Regions from separate parts of the Homo sapiens genome. Here all the other regions are linked to region 1. A link is a loop called in an ENCODE intact Hi-C map of the cell type or tissue named here. Cell type or tissue: B cell. All regions are shown on one strand. Each heading gives the region's core, and the rest is flanking DNA. Links, peaks and the distances in the headings are about the cores only. Region 1 overlaps EHMT1 (euchromatic histone lysine methyltransferase 1). Region 2 overlaps EHMT1 (euchromatic histone lysine methyltransferase 1). Region 3 overlaps EHMT1 (euchromatic histone lysine methyltransferase 1).

Region 1 (6,652 bases), core at 4,153-6,652:
ATTAGTCAACTGGCCCAACCATAGTTATTAAAAAGTTCATGACCCCTTGACCACTGATTTAATACCCCAGTCTTACAATCGACCTTTATACATGTCACAGGCTCCCTGTCCCACTCATTAACCGCCTCAGCGCTCCTGAGTAAGCGTCCCCTCCGGCAGCCGCGCCCCCTCCGGCAGCCACGTCCTGAGCTCCGGTGTCCCCCACTGTGCACAGTCCCCACCACTACTCCAGAGGGTCTCCACCTCCACCCTCACTTCAGAACCAGCAGTTACACAAAAGTCCTGCTAGGATCTTGATGGGAGCTGTTCTGAATTTAGAGGCAAACATGGAGAAAATAAAACAATGGATCTTGTCACTCAGGCAAATAATAACTCTCTCTAGGAACTTAATTTTTAAACTCTTTCACCAGTTTTATAGTTTTCCTCCACATTAACAAGGAACACTCTTTTTTTTGTTGTTAAGTTTATTTCTAGGTACTCTGGTGATATTAAGAAATTACAACTAACTTTTTAGGTCTGATATTGTGGTTTGTCTTTCAAAGAGTCCTTATCTTTTAAAGATCCCTACTGAAATATCTGCTCCAAGACAACCCACGTGTGGAGAACGAGGCCAAATGCTGGAGAATGCTCACTGTCCTCTGTGTGTTTGTGCAGCTTGAAATTTTCTAGAGAAAATCTTTAAAAATATCCCTAGACATTTATTGATTTTACTGATAATGCTGACACTACATTTTCTAATTGGTTATTGCAGCTATACAGGAAAATAACTGGTCTTTATGTCTTGATCACATGTAAGGTCAGCTTAGGAGCTGTAATAGGTTTTGAGCTGATTTTGCTAGATGTTTCAGATGGATGAGTATATTCTCAGCAAACTCTTCTCTCTTGTCTTTTAAAATATTAATGTTTATTTCCGGTTCTTCTCTTACAGAATCAGCAGGAACAGTCAATGCTGCCGCATTCGTGTCAGAGGTGAAAGCAGCAGCCTCTCCTCCCTTGCTTCACGACTGACCATCGAAATGTTCTAACCCTTCTATAAGCATTCCGACACTTCAGTCGGCTTTGACAGGAGTTTTCATGTCACTGGACAGGTTTCTTATTTTAAAAACAAGACAAGGCAATGAAACCACCAATTAACAGCAGACTAACACCACAGCTAACTCCACTTCCTTCCAAAACTCTGGCAAAGCGACTTTTAAGGAAGGAACAAGAGCTTCTTTATAAGAGGCTGCTTGATCACTGTGCATAAGACAGCTGTAAGGAATCAAGTGGAAGCTGAAAACCCAAGGAGATTAGAAAGAGAAGGGGTAACCACTGACATCAGAATTAAGAAGAGGCTGGGCGCCATGGCTCATACCTAGAATCCCAGCACTTTGGGAAGCCAAGGCAGGTTGATCACATGAGCCCAGAAGTTCAAGATTAGCCTGGGCAACATAGTGAGAGGCTGTCGACTGAGAGAACCTCATCTCTACAAAAAAATTAATTAAAAAAAAAAATTAGCTGGACATGGTGGCGCATGCCTGTGGTCCTAGCTACTTTGGAGGCTGAGGTGGGAGGATCACTTGAGCCCAGGAGGTGAAGACTACAATAAACTATGATTTGCCACTGCACTCACTCCAGCCTGCACAACAGAGCAAGACACACACACACACAAATAATAAAGTAAATAGGGAACTTAGAGTCTGATGCAGGTGAACTGAGAAGGCTGACACCCAAGTGAAACAGGAAAAGAGAAGCCAGGAGCAGGCCAGGAGCTTCCCACATCTGTCCTGGGGGTGGGTAGCAGGTCAGGAGCAGGCCAGGAGCTTCCCACATCTGTCCTGGGGGTGGGTAGCAGGCCACAGACCAAAAGTTGCCTGTCCCCCACCCAGCAGGACACAACTCTGGACACCAGGCTCACTAACAGATTCAGGCTAAGAGGGGAGAGGGTCCAGCTCTCCCTTCACCAGCACCCAGAGTGGCTGCCGCACCAGCTGTCAAGCAACAGGTTCTGGCAAGTGGCTTCTGAGCAGAATGGCTAAACCGGGTACTGTTTCAGTGAAAAGGCAGGCCACATGCAGAAGAAGGAATCATGTCGACTACACAACAAGGGCTTGTTTCCAGGCCAAAGAACCCCTACAAAACATGTTTCAAAAAGGACAAACAGCCCAGTAGATAAATGTTTGGGATGTGAATAGGCACTTCACAAAAGGCATCCAAATGGCAAAGTAAGTATGTGAAAAAGTATTCAACCTTCTCATAAATCATGAAAATGCAAATTAAACTGAAAACGTAATGCCACTATCTGCTCGTTGGAGTGGCAGCACCGAGTGTGGCCGGCACAGCAGAGGGGATGCTCCGAGGCGGTGGGGAAGAAGGCAACCTGAGCAGCCACCGTGGGGAGCCGCATGGCAGAGTCCATGGAGGCCAGCACAAGGCATGGCGGTTCCGTTCCCAGTGGGTACCTGGGGCAACACCTGTATGAGGGTGCTGGCAGCAACCTCCTCCAGGACGGCCCCACTGGAACCACCCACAGGCCATCCACAGTGGGACGGACACAGACACGAGAGCAGCCATACAGAGGAACCTGTATGGTCGCCTCCCTGGCCTAAGGCCCCGCACACTCTGAAATAGCACCAAGAACCATAAAGAACGTTTGTTAATACAAGTATCTATTAACATGTACTGTAGTAGAAATTTAAGCTGAGACATGTTCAAACTACAAGGACACAGTGTCAGCCACCACAGCAAAGCCGCCATCACATGTAATTCCATGAATGATAGTGAAAAAGGCACCCAACATCTGAGCATTAGTATGATAACAGTTTTGATCTGCAGACTCTCCCAACAGGTCTCAGAATGCCCCCACCCAGACCACTTTGAAAACTACTATTCCATAACAATGAAAATTAACTAATAATATAAATAAATCCCAGAAACACAACGTTGAGTAAAATAAGCCACACTCAAAGAAAAAAAAGAAAGAATGCATTCTGTGTAATTCCATTTATAGAAAGAACGAAATCAAACATGACCATCCTACAGGGTTAGCACTTCAAACACGACCATCCTACAGAGTTAGCACTTCAAACACGACCATCCTACACGGTTAGCACTCAGGAGAGGGGTTACTTTTGGGGATGGGAGGTCAGTGGGCTTCTGCAGTGCCACCAGAATTCAAGGCTTTGATCTGGGTGGTGGCCACACAGGTACGTCATTCTTCCATCATTACTCAACTGTACCGTTGTCATACATGCAATCACAATGTAATCCCCCCAAATTCAGAAAACAGAAAGCGGACTGAACTTTATAAAATGCCTTTTTTAAAAACACATATACGTTGTGTAGTTTTTCTCATTTATTCTGTTAACCTAGTAAATCCTGGTCTTTAAATAATCTATTTCTAGTAATGAATCACTCTCATCCTGGGGTAAGCCCTACTTCCTTACAATCATTATTTTAATATGTCATTGCATTTGATTCATATTTTATTTAGGAGGCCGGGCGCAGTGGCTCACGCCTGTAATCCCAACACTTTGGGAGGCCGAGGCAGGTCGATCACTTGAGGTCAGGAGTTCAAGACCAGCCTGGCCAACATGGTGAAACGTTGTCTCTACTAAAAATACAAAAATTAGCTGGGTGTGGTGGTGGGTGCCTATAATCCCAGCTACTCGGGAGGCTGAGGCAGGAGAATTGCTTGAACCTGGGAGGCAGAGGTTGCAGTGAGCCGAGATCGCACCATTGCACTCCACCCTGGGTGACAGCGCCAGACTCAGTCCCAAAAAAAAAAAATGTATTTAGGACTTTTGTATTTAGGATTTAGGTGACTTCAGCCTATATTTTAGTCTCAGAATGGGCTAGCGTACTTTTCCTATCCTTCTCTATTCTCTGGAGCCACTTACGTAACGAAACTATCACTGTTGATTGTCAGTGCCCATCTAGTTAAGGCTGTTCCTGCCATCTTGTTCTGTTTTACACTGACCACATTTTCTTCTTGGCTTTGCTTTTGTTTCTTGATTCTTTTCGTGCCTTGACAGTCATTTAATGTTTTACTTTATGACAAATACCTAGAGTTATTCAGTGTCCAGTTCCTCTAGAAGATGAGAACCTCAATCGAAAGAGAGAATCGAGAAATAGACTGAAATTAATATCCCATATGGTACATGATAAACGTGGTGTTGTAAATGAGAAGGGAAGAAATGTCAGTCAGTAAGTGGAGCTGAAACCTAAGCATTTTAAGGGAAGCCCTGGGACCCTTACCTCACATTTTCTTTTAAAAGCTTTATTGAGATATAATTAATATGTCATAAACTTCCCCCATTCTGAGCAGCCCTACCTGATATTTTAATTCTATATGAATCAAATATTTATATACAAGAATGAAATAAAAGAAGTATTAGAAGATAGCATACATCAATTCATTCAAAATCAACAGTGAGAAAGGTTTTTATCATAATTAGAACACAGAACTCAGAAATCATAAAGAAATTGATTAGTACCTGGGAGTTCTGACACTACAGACAAGGTCAAAAGACAAAATCGGCTGGGCGTGGTGGCTCACGCCTGTAATCCCAGCACTTTTGGAAGCTGAGGTGGAAGGTTCACTTAAGCCCAGGAGTTCAACCAGCCTGGGCAACACAGTGGGATCCTGTCTCTACAAAAAATAAAAAAACATCAGCTGGACATGGTGGCACGTGCCTGTAGCCCCAGCTACTCAGGAAGCTGAGGCAGGAGGATCGCTTCAGCCCAGGAGTTCAAGGTTGCACTGAGCGTGATCACGCCACTGCACTCCAGCCTGGGCAACAGAGTGAGACCCTGTCCCCAAAAAATAAAAAACAAAACAAAAAACCCAAAATCCACCTGGGGAAAAAACCTCCATTCATACTGGAGCCAACAGATCAACTCTTCGTTGACAAAAAAGATCGTCAGACTACATTCAAAAGATGCAAAATCCAGAAGAAAAATGAGCAGGGGCTATTTAGCAAGCGGCTTACAGAGGAACAAACACTGGTGGCTGGCTGCTCAGCCCCAGGCATGACTCAGCAATGAAGAGCTGCTGGACTCCAAGAAGGCAGCCCTGCTGGGGAAGGTGAGGAAACCACACCCCTCAGGTCTCTGCAGGTGGAAGGATACAGTCAGAGGTGGCCTGGTGACATCAAAGTGCTACACTGTAAATGCAGACAGCACTTATGAGCCTCCGGCATACTCAGCAAAACTGTGACACTGAATACCCCTTGTAACTTGACAGAAAGAGCGTAACACAGCTGAACAGACAGTGCACTGGAGCGACAGACACGTGTGTGCAGAGACCGCGGCAGCTGCTGGGGTAGCTGCTTCCCCACGGTGCAGTCAGGGCTGCCTGTCCTTCGGGGAGGGCTGGGCTGTGCTGGGCACGTCTAAGGAAGTTCCTGTAGTGACTGTTTCAGAGTGCCAGAGCCACCAGGACAATGGGGTGATGATGCTGTGTTTTCTTCCTCATGCTTCTTCATATAAGAGGAGAAAAAACTAATAATTATCTTAAAATAAAAAATTTTTAAATCCTCTTTAAATATCTAATGGTAATATTTCCAACGAATTTTTAAATAATCAAGCTACAACCTGGGAGCAACATTCAAAAATTTGCCCTAAAACATGCTAAAAATGTACAACAGACTTTGAAATTGAAGCAAAAGGAAGAAAACACATCCCCAAAACTCTGACAAATGATAGAAAATGCTTTGTATACATTCAGGGATACGCCATAGCACACAAAGCTGACTGAAAGGGGAAAAACCTTAACCACTAAAATTATGCATTTTCCAGTAAGTCACTATTTGGATGAACTCACCTGGACTGCTATTCCTACTGTTAGTTTTGGAATAACTTCTTAGATACAAGATTGCGTCTAAATAAACATGGTTGGACACACTCGAACAATAAACCACAGATTTGCATGTCAACTTGATTCTTAACTTTCCACTGTTCGTCCTTATGAAATGCGTCACTCCTAACTGACCCCTCAGAACTGAAAAAGCATGAATGTAACTCCGAAACTGTATGTCTAAGAACTTCCTCAGTTTCCCTGAGACACTGGCCCAGGTGCCCATACCTGGCCAGGGGCAACAGCACCGCTGTGACAAGGCTGGGGCCTTGGCCCGTGCTGGTGCTTGTCCTTGGGTGGACACAGGATGAGGCTGTCTGTGAAGAGAGCACGCCTGGCCCATGTGTGGTGTCCACAGTGCAAGGTGGCAGGCCACGCAAAGCCAACCACAAACGAGCACACAGCAAGCCGCCAATCAGCACTTCAAGCTGTCAGCAATATCATTCCTGTCAATCTAGAGCCCAGAACAAGTTCAAGAGGGCGGGCGCCGTGGCTCATGGCTGTATTCCCAACACTGGGAGACTGAGGCGGGAGGATCACTTGAGCAAAGGAGCTCAAGACCAGCCTGGGCAGCAAAGCGAGTCCCCGTCTCCACAAAAAAATTTAAAAATTAGCCAGGCATGGTGGCGTGAGCCTGTGGTCCCAGCTGCTCGGGGGGCTGGGATGGGAGGATCATTGAGCCCAGGAGGTTGAGTGCAGTGAGCTATGATCGTGCCACTGCACTGCAGCGTGGGTGAAAACAAGACCCTGTCTCAAAAAAAAGAAAGAAAGAAAACACAGAAAAAAAAAAGAGGTTTACTTCAATGAATGATGTAC
Region 2 (8,569 bases), core at 2,092-4,591, 63 kb before region 1:
TCAAGCTTTTTTTGTTTTTTGGGTTTTTTTTGAGACAGAATCTCACTCTGTCGCCCAGGTTGGAGTGTAGCGTCGCAATCTCCACTCACTGCAATCTCTTGCCTCCTGGGTTCAAGCGATTCGCCTGCCTCAGCCTCTGGAGTAGCTGGGGTTACAGGCACATGCCACCATGGCCGGCTAATTTTTGTATTTTAGTAGAGATGGGGTTTCACCATGTTGGCCAGGCTAGTCTCAAACTCCTGACCTCAGGTGATCTGCCTGCCTCAGCCTCCCAAAGTGCTGGGATTACAGGCGTGAGCCACCACCACCCAGCTGAAGGTCTCAAGTTTTAAAAGGGCCCTGAGTGGCGAGTGCCACAGCCCCCAGCAACTCCAGCCCTGGCTGTGGGTGGCACTGCTCCCAGAAGGCACCCTGAGCCTCTCGGGGACTCTGAGCTGGCAGGTCCCTGCTGGGAGCAGGGCTGTTCCCATGCTGCCCCTCAGCCATGTGAGGAGTATCAGGTCTGAGACTCCAACTTGGGAATTTTTTCATGACAATCCTCCCTAACCCAGAAATAAACCACAGCTGATCTCAAACGTGGACTGGGAAAGACACTTCTCTGCGTGTGGAACACCAAGGATGGACTTCCACACGAAGGAACAGAGGGCCTGTGTCCACTCACGCCCCAAGTGTGAACACAAGACTGTCAAGCGGTCTCTCTGGGCGCCCAGGTCAGGTCAGCGCCAGCCCGCGCTGGGGGAAGCACTGCACTCACACGACACAGTCGTAGCGGTTCTCCCGGGCGGCAATGTGCAGTGGCGAGTCTCCGTGGATGTTCACGGCGTGGAGGTCGCACTTGGCAGCCAGCAGGATCTCGGCTATGTCCACGCAGCCGGAGAACGCCGCCCAGTGCAGGCAAATGTTCTCCTCCTGAACAGACACAAGCCAGAGCTCAGTGCAGGCTTCCTGCTGGCTCACAGTGCTGGGGCTGGGCCACAGCAGCTGCAGCCCATGTGCCCGGGGAGAGGCTCTGGAGCATGCGTGGCCGTCCGCAGCAGGGCCAGGTGGAAAGGGTGCCACAGGTCACCGGATGGGAACCTAGCGCCCATCTCAACTCTGGAAGGCACTTCGTTTCATGTTTTGTTTGTTTCATTGTAAAAATAACATAATTATAAAAGTAGCATAATCACAGTAAAGAATAAAAATAGGGAAAAGGTCATCCAGAATTATATCAACCTACACTCAACATATTAACACTTGGAGGCACTTTTCTTTCATGTATTTTTAAAAATTATATTCATTTCCAAGCAGGGGTATAGTCATAGGATAGGATAATGCTTTTGAAAGATTTGAAAAAAGGACGTGCAAATTTGATTAAATTAAAATTTTGGGCCGGGCATGGTGGCTCACGCCTGTAATCCCAGCATTTTGGGAGGCAAAGGCAGGTAGATCACCTGAGGTCAGGAGTTCGAGACCAGCCTGGCCAACATGGTGAAACCCCGTTTCTACTAAAAATACAAAAAATGAGCCGGGCGTGGTGGTGGGCACCTGTAATCCCAGCTACTTGCGAGGCTGAGGCAGGAGAATTGCTTGAACCCGGGAGGCAGAGGGTTACAGTGAGCCGAGAACGTGCCACTGCACTCCAGCCTAGGCAACAAGAGCGAAACTCTGTCTCAAAAAAAAAAACAAAAAATTTTACTTTAAAAAAGGCCTCTTTTAAATAAAACAAATAAAATTTGGAGAAATACTTGTGCCACATGTAAAATATAGATGATTTATAATCACACAGTAAATTAGAACACTGTAATTCTGAAAAAATATGTGCAAAGGAGAAGAAAATAAAAAACGTAGGTAAGAAAAAGATGAACGGTAAACATAAGAAAATGTTCAACTCTGCCAGGCAGCCAAGAATATAAATCAGAACAATGAAGTATCCCTAACTCTATCGCCCCAGGGATAAAACAGCGATAAACGGAATGAGGAACACGCCCACGCTGTTTCCTAAGCCTGATGCCCACCTGTCCCTGACCCTTCGTCATCACCAGAGGCTCCCAGGTACTGAGGCCTCCTCCAGTTGGCGCCGTGCGAGGAGCGCCTTTCACGCAGGGCGGCATCGGAACCGCCTCCGGACCCATCACCGACGGTCCACGCGGGGCGGCATCGGAACCGCCTCCGGACCCATCACCGACGGTCCACACGGGGCGGCATCGGAACCGCCTCCGGACCCATCACCCACAGTCCACGAGGGGCAGCATCGGAACCGCCTCCGGACCCATCACCGACGGTCCACACAGGGCGGCATCCGAACCGCCTCCGGACCCATCACCGACGGTCCACACGGGGCGGCATCGGAACCGCCTCCGGACCCATCACCCACAGTCCACGAGGGGCAGCATCGGAACCGCCTCCGGACCCATCACCGACGGTCCACACAGGGCGGCATCGGAACCACCTCCGGACCCATCACCGACGGTCCACACAGGGCGGCATCGGAACCGCCTCCGGACCCATCACCGACGGTCCACACAGGGCGGCATCGGAACCGCCTCCGGACCCTTCCCCCACAGTCACTCAGCTTCCGGACCTTTCCTTTACTGAACACTTGGTTTATGTCTGTTGGTATATTTCTGGAATACAATGCCAGCAAATATTTTAGTGCTTTTCATTTTCTACATTATTTCTCAAGGATGCATCCTCAGAGGCAGGATTGCTGGATTAAAAGCACGTGAGCGTTTCACGTTCCTGAAGTGTGTTCTGCTCTGCTGGTGTCTGGGAGCGCCGGCTGCAGCCTCCTTCCCCTCGGGAATGGTCAGCGATCTTCCCAGATGCCATAAACCAAGCCCCGCCTGACTGACCGCTTTGCTGCGGCGGCTGAGGAGGCTCGGGGCCCAAGGCAGACCCCTGCAGGGGTGCGGTCTCCACCCCGCAGGCTCTGCTTCCATTTGAGCTCTGCCCCGCCTCCCTCCGAGGGCGCAGGGCCGCCGCCACATCCCAGGGACTGGCTCTGCAGGTAGGCAGGGTCACCCCCAAGAGAGAAGGACGCGGGCTCTTCTGAGACACCCTTGTGCTCTCACGCAGTCCCCCTCCCAACTCCACACCGTGCAGCACCGTCAACCCTTCCAGCTCAGTGAAGGCGAAGAAAAAAGCAGAACAGAAACCGAGTGGCCTGGTCTCCAGCATCTTCATCCACAAACGGCCAGCCCCCGGCATGGGCTTCACTGTTCCCTTGACTTCTAAAAGAGAAAACTAAAAGCGAACTCCGTGTGTAGGCCTCAGTGGATTTCCTGAAGAGCCTCTGCTGCTCTTGGGCTCCTCCACCCCTCTGCTCTTTGTTTCTGGCTTCCCTCCTCCATACATTTCAGAGCTCCTTGAACAAAAGGCTGCTTGCTTAGGGGCCTCTTTTCTTTTTCCTTTATCAGAATGATTTATGATTTTATAACCAGAATTACATTTTTTATTTTTTTTTAGAGGCGGAGTCTCACTCCGTCACCCAGGCTGGAATGCAGTTGGCACGATCTTGGTTCACTGCAACCTCTGCCTCTGGGGTTCAAGCGATTCTCGTGCCTTAGCCTCCCCAGTAGCTGGGATAACAGGCTCATGCTACCAGGCCCAGCTCATCATTTTGTATTTTTAGTAGAGTCGGGGTTTCACCATGTTGCCCAGGCTGGTCTCAAACTCCTGACCTCAAGTGATCTGCCACCACGCGCCCCCCCCACCCCCCGCCCAGAATTACATTTTTGAGAGCTTCCAGTTCACATAAGATCCTTCCACTCTGGGACTGTTCAAACGCCCAGCCTTTCTGAAGTTGGCTGAGTTACGACAAGCCTGGCCTACAACTGGTGAGCAACCGCACTCCTGAAACAATGGGGTGATACAGACCAGAACAGGTTTACCTTCCCACCTAAAAGAACCAGAAGAGTAAAACAAAACAGTCAAAACCTATGACCATGGTTGTCAAGACACCAGACACCAGGCAGGGAAGGACCGTGCCCCTGAGAGGCGAGTCTGTGAGGGAGCCCGTGGCTGCCCAGCTCACTGCCACCAGAGCTCCAACCATGGCGCAGGGGGTAGGCAGGCAGGGCCCCCGGATGCTCAGACAGAAAACAGAGCTCCAAGAGAGGTTCCAGAGATCTGTGCACTTCCGGCAGGAAGTGGGTCATCCGGCAGGACACTAGCGGCCACAAGCCTGTTGAGAATGTGCACTCAAAGCCGGGGCCTTTCCCCACAACCAGGCAGGCCACACTCTCCATCTACAGGCTGTGGGCTGGAGGACAATGGACGGACCTGCCTCGGTGGCTCCAGACCCACCTAACAAACCTGAAAAGCAAAATCCAACATGATCTGACTGCTTTCAAGTGACTGAGTTCCAGAACAAAGTTCAAGAACATTCACACGAAGAAGAGTCCTTAGCACCATACAAGTTTTGCAAAACCCACCCACATCCTGGCATCGGCTACAGGTTACCAGATGTGCAAAGGAACAGGAAACATGACCCACAATGGGGAGAAAAACCCAGTCAATCAAAAAGCCCGGCTTTGACACAGATGCTGGATTAGCAAACAAGGTCATTAAAGCCATTGGTGGGCTGGGTGAGGTGGCTCACACTTGTAATCCCAGCACTTTGGGAGACCTTGGCGGGGGAATCACTTGAGGTCAGGAGTTCGAGACCAGCCTGGGCAACGTGGTGAAACCCCGCCTCTACTAAAAATACAAAACTTAGCCAGGCGTGGTCGTGCGCGCCTGTAATTCCAGTTACTCGGGAGGCTGAGGCAGGAGAATGGCTTGAACCTGGGAGGCGGAGGTTACAATGGGCCAAGATTGCACCACTGCACTCCAGCCTGGGCAAAAGAGTGAAACTCTGCCTTAAAATAAACAAATAAATAAATAAATAAATAAATAAATAAATAAATAAGTAAATAAAGCCATTGGTATAACTGTATTCTATAGGTTCGAAAGTTAAGTAGAAACATGTTAGGAAATGTTTGAAAGACTCCAACAGAACTTTTAGAGCTGAAAACGACAATGCCTAGAATGTAAGCACACAGACCGGATGAGCTCAACAGCATCACGTGCAGAAGAAAAGATGAGTGGACTAGAAGACAAACCAACAAAAACCTGCTCAACTGAAACACAGAGGGAAAAAATAATAATTTAAAAATTGAAAAGAGCACCAGTGAGCTGTGGAACCACTCTGAGAACTCCTACATACACAGCTGGAATACTGGAAAGCGTGGTGGGCAGAAAACATTATTTGAAGAAATAATGACTGAAAAATTTCCAAATTTGTCAAAAACCCTAAATCCACAGATCCAAGAAGCTCAATGAACCCTACGTGCACACACACAAAATAACACCAAAGCACTTCAGTAATCAAATTGCTTTACAGACAAACTAAGGCTTAGAGGAAAATCCAATTGCTAAAACCAAGAGATACAGAAAAAACATTTTAAAAGCAGCCATATAAAAAAGACACATTATACACAGAGAAATAACTGTGTGGTGGCACTGGATTTCTCACTGCAAACACTGCAGGTGAGGACCCAGGGAAACCGCCATTTAAAGCATTGGAAGAAATAACTACGCATCCAGAATTCTAAGAATATCTTTCAAAGATGAAAGCAAAATAAGGACTTTCCAGGCATTAAAGAGCTGTAAGAGGGCTGGGCACAGGGGCTTACGCCTGTAATCCCAGCACTTTGGGAGTCCGAGGCGGGCGGATCATGAGGTCAGGAGTTTGAGACCAGCCTGGCCAACATGGTGAAACCCATCTCTACTAAAAACACAAAAATTTCCCGGGCGTGGTGGCCAGCGCCTATAATCCCAGGTACTCAGGAGGCTGAGGCAGGAGAATCGCCTGAAACCTGGAAGAAGGCGGTTGCAGTGAGCCAAGATAGCACCACTGCACTCCAGCCTGGGTGAAAGAGCAAAACTCCATTTCAAAAAAAAAAAGCTGCAAGAGCTCATCACAAGCAGACCAACACCACAGAAAAGGTAAAGGGAGTGAGGCCAGCGGAAGGGAAGCAACATCAGGAGCATGAGCCCACCAAGGTGGAGAAGCGTGGCAGGGACAGGGATGGGGATGGCAGGAGCAACTGCAGAGCTCTTCTGCAGTCTTTCAAACAGACCACTCGGCTGGGCGTGGTGGCTCATTTCTGCAATCCCAGCACTGTGGGAGGCCAAAGCGGGCAGATCACCTGAGGTTGGGAGTTTGAAACCAGCCTAGCCAACATGGTGAAACCCCCATCCCTAATAAAAATACAAAAATTAGCCAGGCGTGGTGCCATGTGCCTGTAATCCCAGCTACTTGGGAGGCTGAGGCAGGAGAATCGCTTGAACCAGGGAGGTGGAGGTTGCAGTGAGCTATCGCACCACTGCACTCCAGCCTGGGTGACAGGGTGAGACTGTCTCCAAAAAAAAAAAGAAAAAACCAGGCCGGGCACAGTCGCTCACACCTGTAATCCCAGCACTATGGGAGGCCAAGGTGAGTGGATCACGAGGTCAGGAGTTTGAGACCAGCCTGACCAAGATGGTGAAACCCCGTCTCTACTAAAAATACAAAAATTAGCCAGGCGTGGTGGCTCGTGCCTGTAATCCCAGCTACTCAGGAGGCTGAGGCATGAGAATAGCTCGAACCCGGGAGGCGGAGGTTACAGTGAGCCAAGATCATGCCACTGCATTCCAGCCTGGGCGACGGAGCAAGACTCCATCTTAAAAAAAAAAAAAAAGACCACTGACTGTTTAAACAGAATAACTACATGGCTATTATGGTGTTCAGAACATATATATGTGTAAAATATAGGAGAATAGCAGTATCAAGTTTGGGAGGAGAAAAATGATTTTGCAAGACCTACTGTAAAGCTACATCAGTCAAGAAAGGACAGTACTTGCCTAAAGGCAGATATGCAGATCAATGCATCAAAAGAGAGGGCCCTGGAGCTGACACACACATCTGGACGACTGACTTTACACACATGTGGACAACTGACTCTGACATGTGGACGACTGGCTCACACATGCGGATGACTGATACATACGCAGACAACTGACATGGATGACCAACTCATACATGTGGACGACAGACTCACAGACATGCAGATGACTGACTCATACATGCAGATGACTGACCCTTACATGTAGACAACTGACACACATGTGGACTGACACATGGACGACTGACAGACATGCAGATGACTCACACGTGGACGACTCACACGTGGACGAATGACACATGCAGATGATGGACTCACACATGCGGATGAGAGACACACACATGCAGATGACTGACTCACACATGCAGACTCTCACATGTGGACGACTGACAGACATGTGGACTGACACATGTGGACGACTGACAGACATGCAGATGACTGACTCACACATGGACAACTGACACATGTGGACACACATGCAGATGACTGACACACATGGACGGACTCATACATGGATGACTGACAGACATGCAAATGACTGACACATGTGGAATAACACATGGGTAACTGACTCACAAATGCAGACAACTGGCTTTTGGCAATGGTACAGAGTCAATTCTATGTAGAAAGAATGGTTTTCTCAACAAATGGCACTGAACTAGGCATCCATAAGCCAAAAAAAAAAAGTTCAATCCATACCTCACACCACATACAAAAGTCAACTATAATAAAACACAGACCTAAATGTAAACCCCCAAACCATAAAACTCGTATAAGAAAATGTGGGAGAATATCTTTGGGTTCTCAGATTAGGCAGTGATTTCTTAAACAGAACGCCAAAAACAGGATCCAGTTAAAAATAAAGAAAAACGTTGATAAACCAAACTTTATAAAAACTTTTAAAATTCTGCACTTCCAAAGACAGATCTGTAAACCATATATCTGATAAAGGACTTATATCCAGAACATGAACTCTTAAAACTCCAGAATACCCAATAATAAGCAAGAAAAATATTTGAACAGACACTTCATTAAAAAAGATATATGGATCGTAAATGAGCCCATAAAAAGATGCTTAACATCAACTGTCATTAGAGAAATGAAATGAACTGAAAACTAAAACCACAAGATATCACTACACACCTATTAAAATGGATAAAAGTTAAAGACTGACCATGCTAAGTGTTGGGAAGGATGCGGAGGAACCAGGACTGTCTGATATGGGTTGGCTCTGTGTCCCCACCCAAATCTTGTCTTGAATTGTAATCCCCATGTGTCAAGGGAGGGACCTGATTGGATTATGGGGGTGGGTCTCCCATGCTGTTCTCATGTGAGTGAGTTCTCACAAGAGCTGGTTTTAAAGTGTGGTACAATGCTCCTCAATCTCTCCTGCCACCATGTAAGACGTGCTTTGCTTCTCCTTCACCTTCTGCCATGATTGTTAAGTTTCCCGAGGACCCCCCAGCCACGCTGAAGGGTGAGTCAATTAAACCTCTTTTGTTTATAAATTACAGTCTTAGGTAGAACCCTGATAGCAGTGTGAGAACGGATGAATGCACTCTCATACACTAGAGATGGTACAATCACTTGGAAAGCAGTTTGGCAGGTTTTTTTTTTTTTTTTTAATTTTTGAGACAGGCTGGGGTGCAGTGGTGCGATCT
Region 3 (8,569 bases), core at 2,710-5,209, 80 kb before region 1:
GTTTATTTATTTAAACAGAAGAATGTCTGTTAATAAACAGGGAAGGCATGGATGCTCGGGGTGGCCAGTCGAGGTGGCCATAAAGCTCCCTATGGGACACAGCAGCCCCGGTGTGAGTGTCGCCAAACCTCAGCCCTTCCTCCCAGCTGGCCGCAAACACGGGATAAGAGAACAAGTGAGGTGACACCACGGGGGGCACACAGAAATGTGGACCATGGGATTTCTCAGGCCGTTGGCCAGTCTCCCCCATAGGCCACTGTGTGGGCTGCTGGTAGGAAGAAACTTCTGGGATGTGCCAAGTATCATACAAGGGACAGCCCCAGCTGACTCCAGAGGGGCGAACCAGGAAAAGACATCGGGGAAACTAGGAGTCTGTAGATGAACCTCACGTGACGGCAATCTCAATCTCGTCAGGCAGCACTATTCACAGGCACACTCTGACGTCACTGGGGGTAAAATGTCACATTTGTAACTAACTTTACACTGTATCAGCAAAAAAGGATGAAACAAATAAAGCAAGATACTAACAACCATCAAGTCCAAGTGGGGGAATAGGAGTCTCCACTCTCCTGATTCTCTCTGCTTTCTGGTATGTCTGAAAATTTTCACAATGTGTGGTCAAAAAGGAATTGCAAAGGCAAGAAAAAGGAATCTCTGAAGGAAGTGGCAGAGAAGTAAAACATTTTTCTTCTATTTTTTAACTAAGTAAGAGACCTGAATGCCTTTAAAATTAGGGAAGAGGCATCAGAGAAGAACCTGTGTGGAGAAAGTGCTGCCGCAGGTGAGGAGGTGCAGGTGGCAGACAGGTGGTGGCAGTGGGCGCACGGCACGAGCTCCAGTGGCAACGTCTGTGAGACCAGGGCGGGGGCCTCCCCGTGGTGCCTGGATGCCCCACCCGGGCTCTGTACAGACACCCGGGCCTGGTGCTTGGAGTGGACCTCACTACAGGTGCTCACTTCACTTCGCCAGAGGCAAAAGAGGCCATCTGGGAGGGCCAGGCCCATCTGGGCTCTTCCCAGGATTCCTAGCAGGCTCCACAAGCCCCCACGCAGCAAGCAGGAGGGGAGGCACAGAGGCGGCAGCTCTCCAAGGTGCTGAACTGGCACTGCTCAGAGCCACCAAGGGCTCATTGCAGACATGAGGCCCCAGGGCTGGGGACTTGCTATTCCTGGTCTTCTCATTTTTGTGGTTTTTCTGTCCAGAACCACCGGCCTTAGAGATGCTCTAGTGCAGTGCGTTAAAAATAACCCTCCTCCCACCCTGAGAACCTTCCAGCTCTGCACCAAGCGTCACTTGGGCCGTGAGTGTGGGATCTGTGGCTGCCCGGGAGACGTGGTACCTCCCCCACCCCGCACCCCCGCAGGAGCACACTTTGTGGCTTCTCAGGACGAGCCCCTTTCTCAGTCTGACCCCAGGAGCCTCCGCGTGACCCTAGAGGTCATGGGGTCTCGAGACCCTGTGCTCTGCTTGGCCTCACTGCCCAGACCAGAGGGGCCTAGAGTCAGGATGTGGCCTTGGCAATGGTCATGCCTGATGACCCAGCCCAGACTCCCTGAGGCCACACACACATGTGGCAGCCTGGCATGTGCTGCCCCCCACCCCCCACCCCAGGGCATGTCCAGGGCATCTTTGGGGACAGGGTGTGGGTTCCATGCACCCTGAAGAATGCAGAGGGGCTCCTCCTGGGCACACCCCTCTGACCCCTGCTGATGCCCCTTGTCACCGGGACTTCCCTGATGCCCGCCAGCACCCCCCTGGGGCCTGTGGATGGTCACAGCACAGGCTGTAGCCCCAAGAGACAAAGGGGCCGCCCCCATGGGCCATCAACCTTGCCCATGGCCTCCCACTGCGTGCCGTTCGTCCACGTCCCTCCCACGATGGCAGCCGGGCCGACCACCCCGTCGCACCCTGTCGGCTGGCACAAGGAGCCCCTTCACACAGGGGCACGGCCTCCCCTAGCTGCTCCTACGGTTCAGAGGCTTCAGATCCCAGAACCCTCAAAGGAACGGACACCGCTGAGGGCTTTAAATGTACCCTCCTGTGCTGCTCTTCCAAGGTTTCTCTGATGAAGAACCTTCCACCTAGGTTTCGGGCAAGCACACCATGGAGAGGGCTCCCTGGGGCGCCAAGTTGATGGGAGATTTGAACAAAGGCCTAAAGAAGGTAAGGACCGGGAGGGCGGGTGGGCAGGATCCCAGAGGGCATGTTCAACAGCTCCAGAACAGCATGAGGGAGTGCGAGCAATTGTGACAGCAGTGGAGGGGGGCAGTCAGTGGGGAATGGGCTGTGCAAGGTTTGAGCCAAAAGCAGAGGGCTTGGGGTCCCTGTAGCCCCAGGCTGAGAACAGATGGCAACACCAGGGCTGGGGCAGACCCAGGGGTGGGTGCCCACTGCAATGGTCCAGGAAATACTTTGAAGGCAGAATCAGAAAGCTTCCTGGCACCCAGAGATTTTGGCGCTCAGGTGGACAGGGGTCTGGGGTCTGGGGTCCGGGCGTGGGTCAGAGCTGTAGCAGACACCTAGGAGGCTTTGGTGTGTTCGTGGCTCTCCACATCCCCAAAATGAACAAGAACCGTACCTGGGCCTGTGTGTCCATGGCTGAGAAGTGAGAGGGTGCAGGGAGGAGCAGGGCTAGATGCTGCTGCCTCGGGTGGGTGGGGACCAGAGCCTGCCCTGGACTTAGGGACACTCATGGGAGGCGAGGCCTGGCTGCATCTGGTTGCAGACAGACTGGAAGGCAAGGAATCAGGCGAGTGTGGCAGCTCTGGGGCATCAAGGAGTGTGGAGAGTGCTGACAGGATGTCCCTGAGGAGGTGAGGGCAGGCGTGGCTCCAGACAGGAGAAGGAAGCACAGAAAGTCCATGCCATGGAACAGGTGTGAAGGCACAGCACAGACGTGTGGGGGAGGAGGCGGGGACCCCCCGGCCAACATGACAAGCGAGTCAAGGAACTGAGAGCCTCCAGCAGCGATCTGATGGAGCAGTATTGTGCCTGTTGAATGTGACAACTTAAAAGCAGCCTGGTAAGTTGCAGTCCTTATTTTACAAAAGGATTGGCCCACAGTGAACTGGGAATATGGAAATGGCCCTTCCACACAGACAGTTTGGGAGGTGCGGCCCTAGGTGAGCAGGAGGAACCTGGCCAGTGAAGGCCACAGCCGCATCAGCAGGGAGACAGGCCTGTGTGCACAATGCTGCCATTAGGAGGTGGTTTCGAAGCCCCAGCAAAGCTCTCCCCTCTCCTCTGGGCTGCGGCTCCACCCGCCTGTCTTGGTCTCACTGGTTATCACGCAGTGAGAAGGCAGGGTCCCTCCATGAGCCAGGCGGTGGGGTCCTCCTGAGAACCAAACCAGTAGGTGCCTTGACCTTGGACTTCTGGCCTCCAGCACTGTGAGAAACCAGTCTGTTGTGCAGTCTATGGTGTTCTGTTACAGCAGCCTCAACGGACTGAGACAGGCCCCAGGAACCAGGGCCACCTGGAGGCTAAAGTCAGCTGGGGTGACAGAGGCCACGGCCTGCAGCTTAGCTCTGAGGCCTCCTGGTGCCTGGAAGTGGACCGGGGTGACCCAGTGCATCTTCTTCAAGCAGGTTTGAAAATACAATGTCTGGCACTCAAACAAAACTAACCAGAAACATGAGGAGACAGGGAAAGAAGAAGATAAGCAGCAAAACAGATGCTAGAAACAGACCTACAGAGATGCCAGATGCTGGAAGGAGAGACCAGGGCAGGAGATATGGCAGCAAGGAGACGGCACAGAAACAGGAACACACCGCCCCACCCACCCACCCCCTATGGACCCAGACTGACCACACAACACAGCACTGACGCCACATGGTTAAAATACACATAAATTATTTCCAGTAACAATAGCATATAAATCAGATATTCACATTAACAGAACAAGGAGAAAAATCATAGGCTTATTTCAATAGATTTTTTTAAATGTTCAACAAAATTCAACAACAATTCATGAAACTCTTTGGGACAGAAAAGAGAACTTTGTTATTCTGATAAAAGCATCCCGACGCCTGCACAACAGCATCACGGGAAACAGTCCTGAAAGGCCACGCCTCCTCCCTGACACTGGGCAGCCCCGCCGGTGTAGACGACAAGAATGAGAAGTGAAACCAAGGGGACCGGGGCAGCCTGCGTGGTGATGACACGGGCACACACACACAAAACAATGGACCCACACATATCATTACACTTAATAGGTGACTTTAGGCCACAGGTTAAAGAGTTAATTTTAAAAACCTACTCTATTTCTATCCATCAAGCAACAAGAGGAAAAATATGCCTCCTTCAAATACAAGAGCATCAGGGTTTCTGAGATGCTAAGGGCTCCTGCTTCTGACTGTGATGGGTCAGCTGGTGCTGCACTTGCCCTCCCACCCAAGACTGATGGCCCAGCCAAATCCACAGGACACAAACAGAGGTGCCCAGGGTGGCACCTCTGGGCAGTTTCTCATACAGTTGAAGGTCACTCACACATGACCCAGCCAGGAAATGGTAAAGGCCAGATGGCATGTGATTCCACTTACATGATATTGTGGAAAAGGCAGGATTGCAGGAAGCAAGTCAGCGTGGCCGTGGCTCGGAGTGGGGAAGGCAGGTGCCCGTGAGGAGAGGGAGTCGGCCCACACACATGTAGAATTCTAAGGCAGCCCCAAGAGTCTCCCTTGTATCAACCCATCCCCTTGAGCGTGACTTGCTTCTGGCCCACAGAATGTGAGGAAGGCAGCGTGGCAAAGCCCCGACATTCTCCTGCTGGCCTTCAAGAAGAGAGCTGCCTCTAGGAGCTCAGAGCACCCCCGGTTGCCAGCCAGCAAGGAAGCAGAGGCCTCATCCTGCAGCCAAGGAAGTGAATTCTGACAACCCAGGGAGCATTTACAAAAGGCCTGAAGCTAACATTAGACAGGGTAAGGACACCTCTTCCCCCAGTGCCGGGAAGAGAACAAGCATTATGCCCGACCTTCCAGAAAACAAAGCTGCACGGCTCAGAACGCGAGAAGAAAAACTGTCTTTACTCACACATGACGTGACCACATGTGCAGACAAGCCTAATAGTCCAAAAAGTGAGTAGAATTCATACATTTAACAAGGTCAATGCACAAAAAAATCAAGTATTTCCGCATTATTTCCAACAAACAACTGGAAGATGAAATTTAAAAACAATACTGTTTATAATACATGAAAAGTATGATGTGCTTAGGAATACATTTAACAAAACACAGTGTAAGATCTACATACTAAAAGCTACAAGGCTCTGCTGAGAGAAACTCAATATCAAACTCAAAGACAGCTGGGCCACCTACAGACACAGGGTCAGAAGGCTCAATGCGATAATGGCCAGCAGATTTAGTGCAGTCTCAGCAAAAATTCCAGCAGCCTTGGCCTGTACTGACGCCCGGGCTCTCAATTGTCTATGGAAATGCAAAGGACATGGAGGAGCAAAACAGTTTTGAAAAAAAAACCGAGTATGAGGAGTATGAGGACCTAACACTACCTGGCTCCAAGCTTTACTATCAGTCAAGAGAATGTGTCATTGTTTGAGGATCAGCAAATAGATCAAAGGAACAAAACATGGTCCAGACGTAGATCTCCATCAGCTGGTATAAGCAGAACTAGTGGTGCTGGATTAACTGTCCACATGGACACAAGTGAACCTCAATCCTTACTTCAAACCCACATCTTTGAGAGACAGGCCAGGCTGGAGTGCAGTGGCTCGATCACGGCTCACTGCAGCTTCAAACTCCGTCTCGGCCTCCAGAAGTGCTGGGATTACAGGAGCGTGCCAGTGTGTCTGGCCTTAACTTGCATTTTTACATAAGACTTCTAAAAAAAAAGGAGAAAATCTTCACAATCCTGGGATAGACATGGAATTCTTAGGACATGGAAAGTAATAGAATTTCAAAATTCTGCTTCCTGAAAGACACTGTTAAGAAAGTGAGGAGGCAAGGCACAGACTAAGAAAATATTCACATCACACACATATTTATATGTACATCAGAGTCAGAAGATGGAAAGAGCTCCTACAACTCAAGAAGACAAGCAGCCAATTAAAAAACAGGCAAATTGGCCAGGCACAGTGGCTCACGCCTGTAATCCCAGCACTCTGGGAGGCTGAGGCGGGTGGGTCACCTGCAGTCAGGAGTTCGAGACCAGCCTGGCCAACATGGCGAAACCTCGTCTCTACTAAAAATATAAAAATTAGCCAGGCGTTGGGCCGGGCGTGGTGGCTCACGCCTGTAATCCCAGCACTTTGAGAGGCCGAGGCGGGCGGATCACGAGGTCAGGAGATCGAGACTATCCTGGCTAACACGGCGAAACCCCGTCTCTACTAAAAATACAAAAAATTAGCTGGGCGTGGTGGCGGGCACCTGTAGTCCCAGCTACTTGGGAGGCTGAGGCAGGAGAATGGCGTGAATCCGGGAGGCGGAGCTTGCAGTGAGCCGAGATTGTGTCACTGCACTCCAGCCTGGGTGACAGAGCCAGACTCCGTTTCAAAAAAAAAAAAAATTACCCAGGCGTTGGCCGGGTGCGGTGCGGTGGCTCACGCCTGTAATCCCAGCACTTTGGGAGGCCGAGATGGGCAGATCACAAGGTCAGGAGATCGAGACCATCCTGGCTAACACGGTGAAACCCTGTCTCTACTAAAAATACAAAAAATTAGCTGGGCGTGGTGGTGGGCGCCTGTAGTCCCAGCTACTCAGGAGGCTGAGGCTGGAGAATGGGGTGAACCCAGGAGACGGAGCTTGCAGTGAGCCGAGACTGCGTCACTGCACTCCAGCCTGGGCGACAGAGTGAGACTCCGTCTCAAAAAAAAAAAAAAAACAATTAGCCAGGCATGGTGGCCGGCGCCTGTAGTCCCAGCTACTCAGGAGGCTGAAGCAGGAGACTCGCTTGAACCCAGGAGGCAGACGTTGCAGTGAGCCGAGATTGTGCCACTGCATTCCAGCCTGGGCGACAAGAGCGAAACTCCATCTCAATAAACAAACAAACAACAACAACAACAAAAAACAGGCTTTTTTTTTTTTTTCGAGATGAAGTTTTGCTCTTGTTGCCCAGGCCTACAGTGCAATGGCATGATCTTGGCTCACTGCAACCTCCACCTCCCAAGTTCAAGCAAGTCTCCTGCCTCAGCCTCCCGAGTAACTGGGATTACAGGCATGCGCCACCACACCCGGCTAATTTTTGTATTTTTAGTAGAGACGGGGTTTCACCATGTTGGTCAGGCTGGTCTCGAACTACTGACCTCGTGATCCGCCCGCCTCGGCCTTCCAAAGTGCTGGGATTACAGGCGTGAGCCACTGCGCCCGGCCCAAACTGGCAAATTTTAAAAATTACTTCACAAAAGAAGTAAAAGGATGGCAACACACATATGAAAAGAGGCTCTTCATCAAGCATCAGGACAGCAAATCTAAGTCACAGTGTTTGGAGCTCTCACTCACTGAGGTGGGAACGGAAGTGCTATAACCACTTTGGAAAACTAGCGGTTTCTTTTAAAGTTAAAGGTACCCCATCATATGAGCCAGTAACTCCACCCCCATTTACTCGAGAAATAAAAATTCATGTCCATTAAAAACAAGTCTATGGGAGTCACAGCAGGTTTCCTCGTGATGGCAGAACTGGAAAGGACGGAGGCCCACCCACAGGCAAGCAGGCATAAACCAGCAGGGAGGCCAGGTGGGTCACCGTCCAACAACAGAAAGGAACAAACCACTGACACGTGTAGCCACGTGGGCAAATCACAAAACATGCAAAGCCGGACACAGGATTCCGTTTATAGAAAATGTGAATGCAGGTGGAACTCATCCACCAGGATGGGCAGGGGAGAAGGAGGGACTAAGGGCTCACAGGGGATTTGGGGGTGACAGAAATGCTCCATATCTTGACTGTGGCATTGATTACACTGGGATGTACATTTGTAAAAACTAAAACCATATACTTGAAAGTAGTTTGTTTTACTGTATTTAAATTAATTGCAATAAAGTTGATCCAAGAGAAAAAAATTTCAAAAACCTATTTGATTTAAAAAAATCCAACAAAACATATACAAGACCACACCACAGAAAACCATAAAATATTACTGGGGGTAATTAAGAAAGATCTAACAAATGAAGAGATATACCATGTTCATGAACTAGTAAACAAGGTAGTAAATGCCTCATTTTTCCCTAACCTGACTGACAGGTCTAATACAATCCCAATCAAATCCCTACAGGAGCTTCTGTAGAACTTGTTAAGCTGACTTCAGAACTTACATGAAGACCAAAAAGAACAAGACACAAACTCTATGGTGAAGCTGGGCACAGTGGCTCACTCCTGCAATCCCAGTGCTTTGGGAAGCCAAGGTGGGAGGATTGCCTGAGGCTAGGAATTTGAGACGAGCCTGGGCAACACAGTGAGATTCCATCTCTATAAAAATAAAATAAAAAAATTAGCCGGGCATTGTAGTGCACACTTGTAGTCCTACCTACTTGGGAGGTCAAGGCAGGAAGATCACTTAAGCCCAGGAGTTCAAGGCTGCAGTGAGCTATGATTATGCCACTGCACTCCAGCCTGGGCA

The links. Peaks named below come from ENCODE experiments on the same cell type or tissue, not always from the same donor. Only the 100,000 strongest peaks of a DNase experiment are listed, where the experiment ranks them.
Region 2: a loop joins it to region 1, with 4 times the contacts of the local background. A loop is called at or near these places in 2 of 110 quality-filtered maps.
Region 3: it touches region 1 in a loop (3-fold over the local background); 2 of 110 quality-filtered maps call a loop at or near these places.

What each region holds. Positions count from the first base shown.
Region 1 is chr9:137,744,280-137,750,931 of GRCh38, reverse strand. All of the region lies in intron 6 of EHMT1 (euchromatic histone lysine methyltransferase 1), which reads right to left. Among named protein-coding and RNA genes, the nearest start is that of MIR602, 91 kb to the left of the region's middle. RefSeq lists enhancers at 1,882-2,381, 4,815-5,034, 5,225-5,274, 5,425-5,474. In B cell, for the core only: no CTCF peak of the experiment used is centred there; DNase peaks (open chromatin) are centred at 5,251 and 5,881; H3K27ac peaks cover 2,169 bases.
Region 2 is chr9:137,803,801-137,812,369 of GRCh38, reverse strand. It overlaps EHMT1 (euchromatic histone lysine methyltransferase 1), which reads right to left. Exons shown (of 27, transcript NM_024757.5): 19 at 755-909. Among named protein-coding and RNA genes, the nearest start is that of MIR602, 30 kb to the left of the region's middle. RefSeq lists an enhancer at 3,220-3,299. In B cell, for the core only: no CTCF peak of the experiment used is centred there; a DNase peak (open chromatin) is centred at 3,129.
Region 3 is chr9:137,821,366-137,829,934 of GRCh38, reverse strand. All of the region lies in intron 25 of EHMT1 (euchromatic histone lysine methyltransferase 1), which reads right to left. Among named protein-coding and RNA genes, the nearest start is that of MIR602, 13 kb to the left of the region's middle. In B cell, for the core only: no CTCF peak of the experiment used is centred there; a DNase peak (open chromatin) is centred at 4,104; H3K27ac peaks cover 1,563 bases.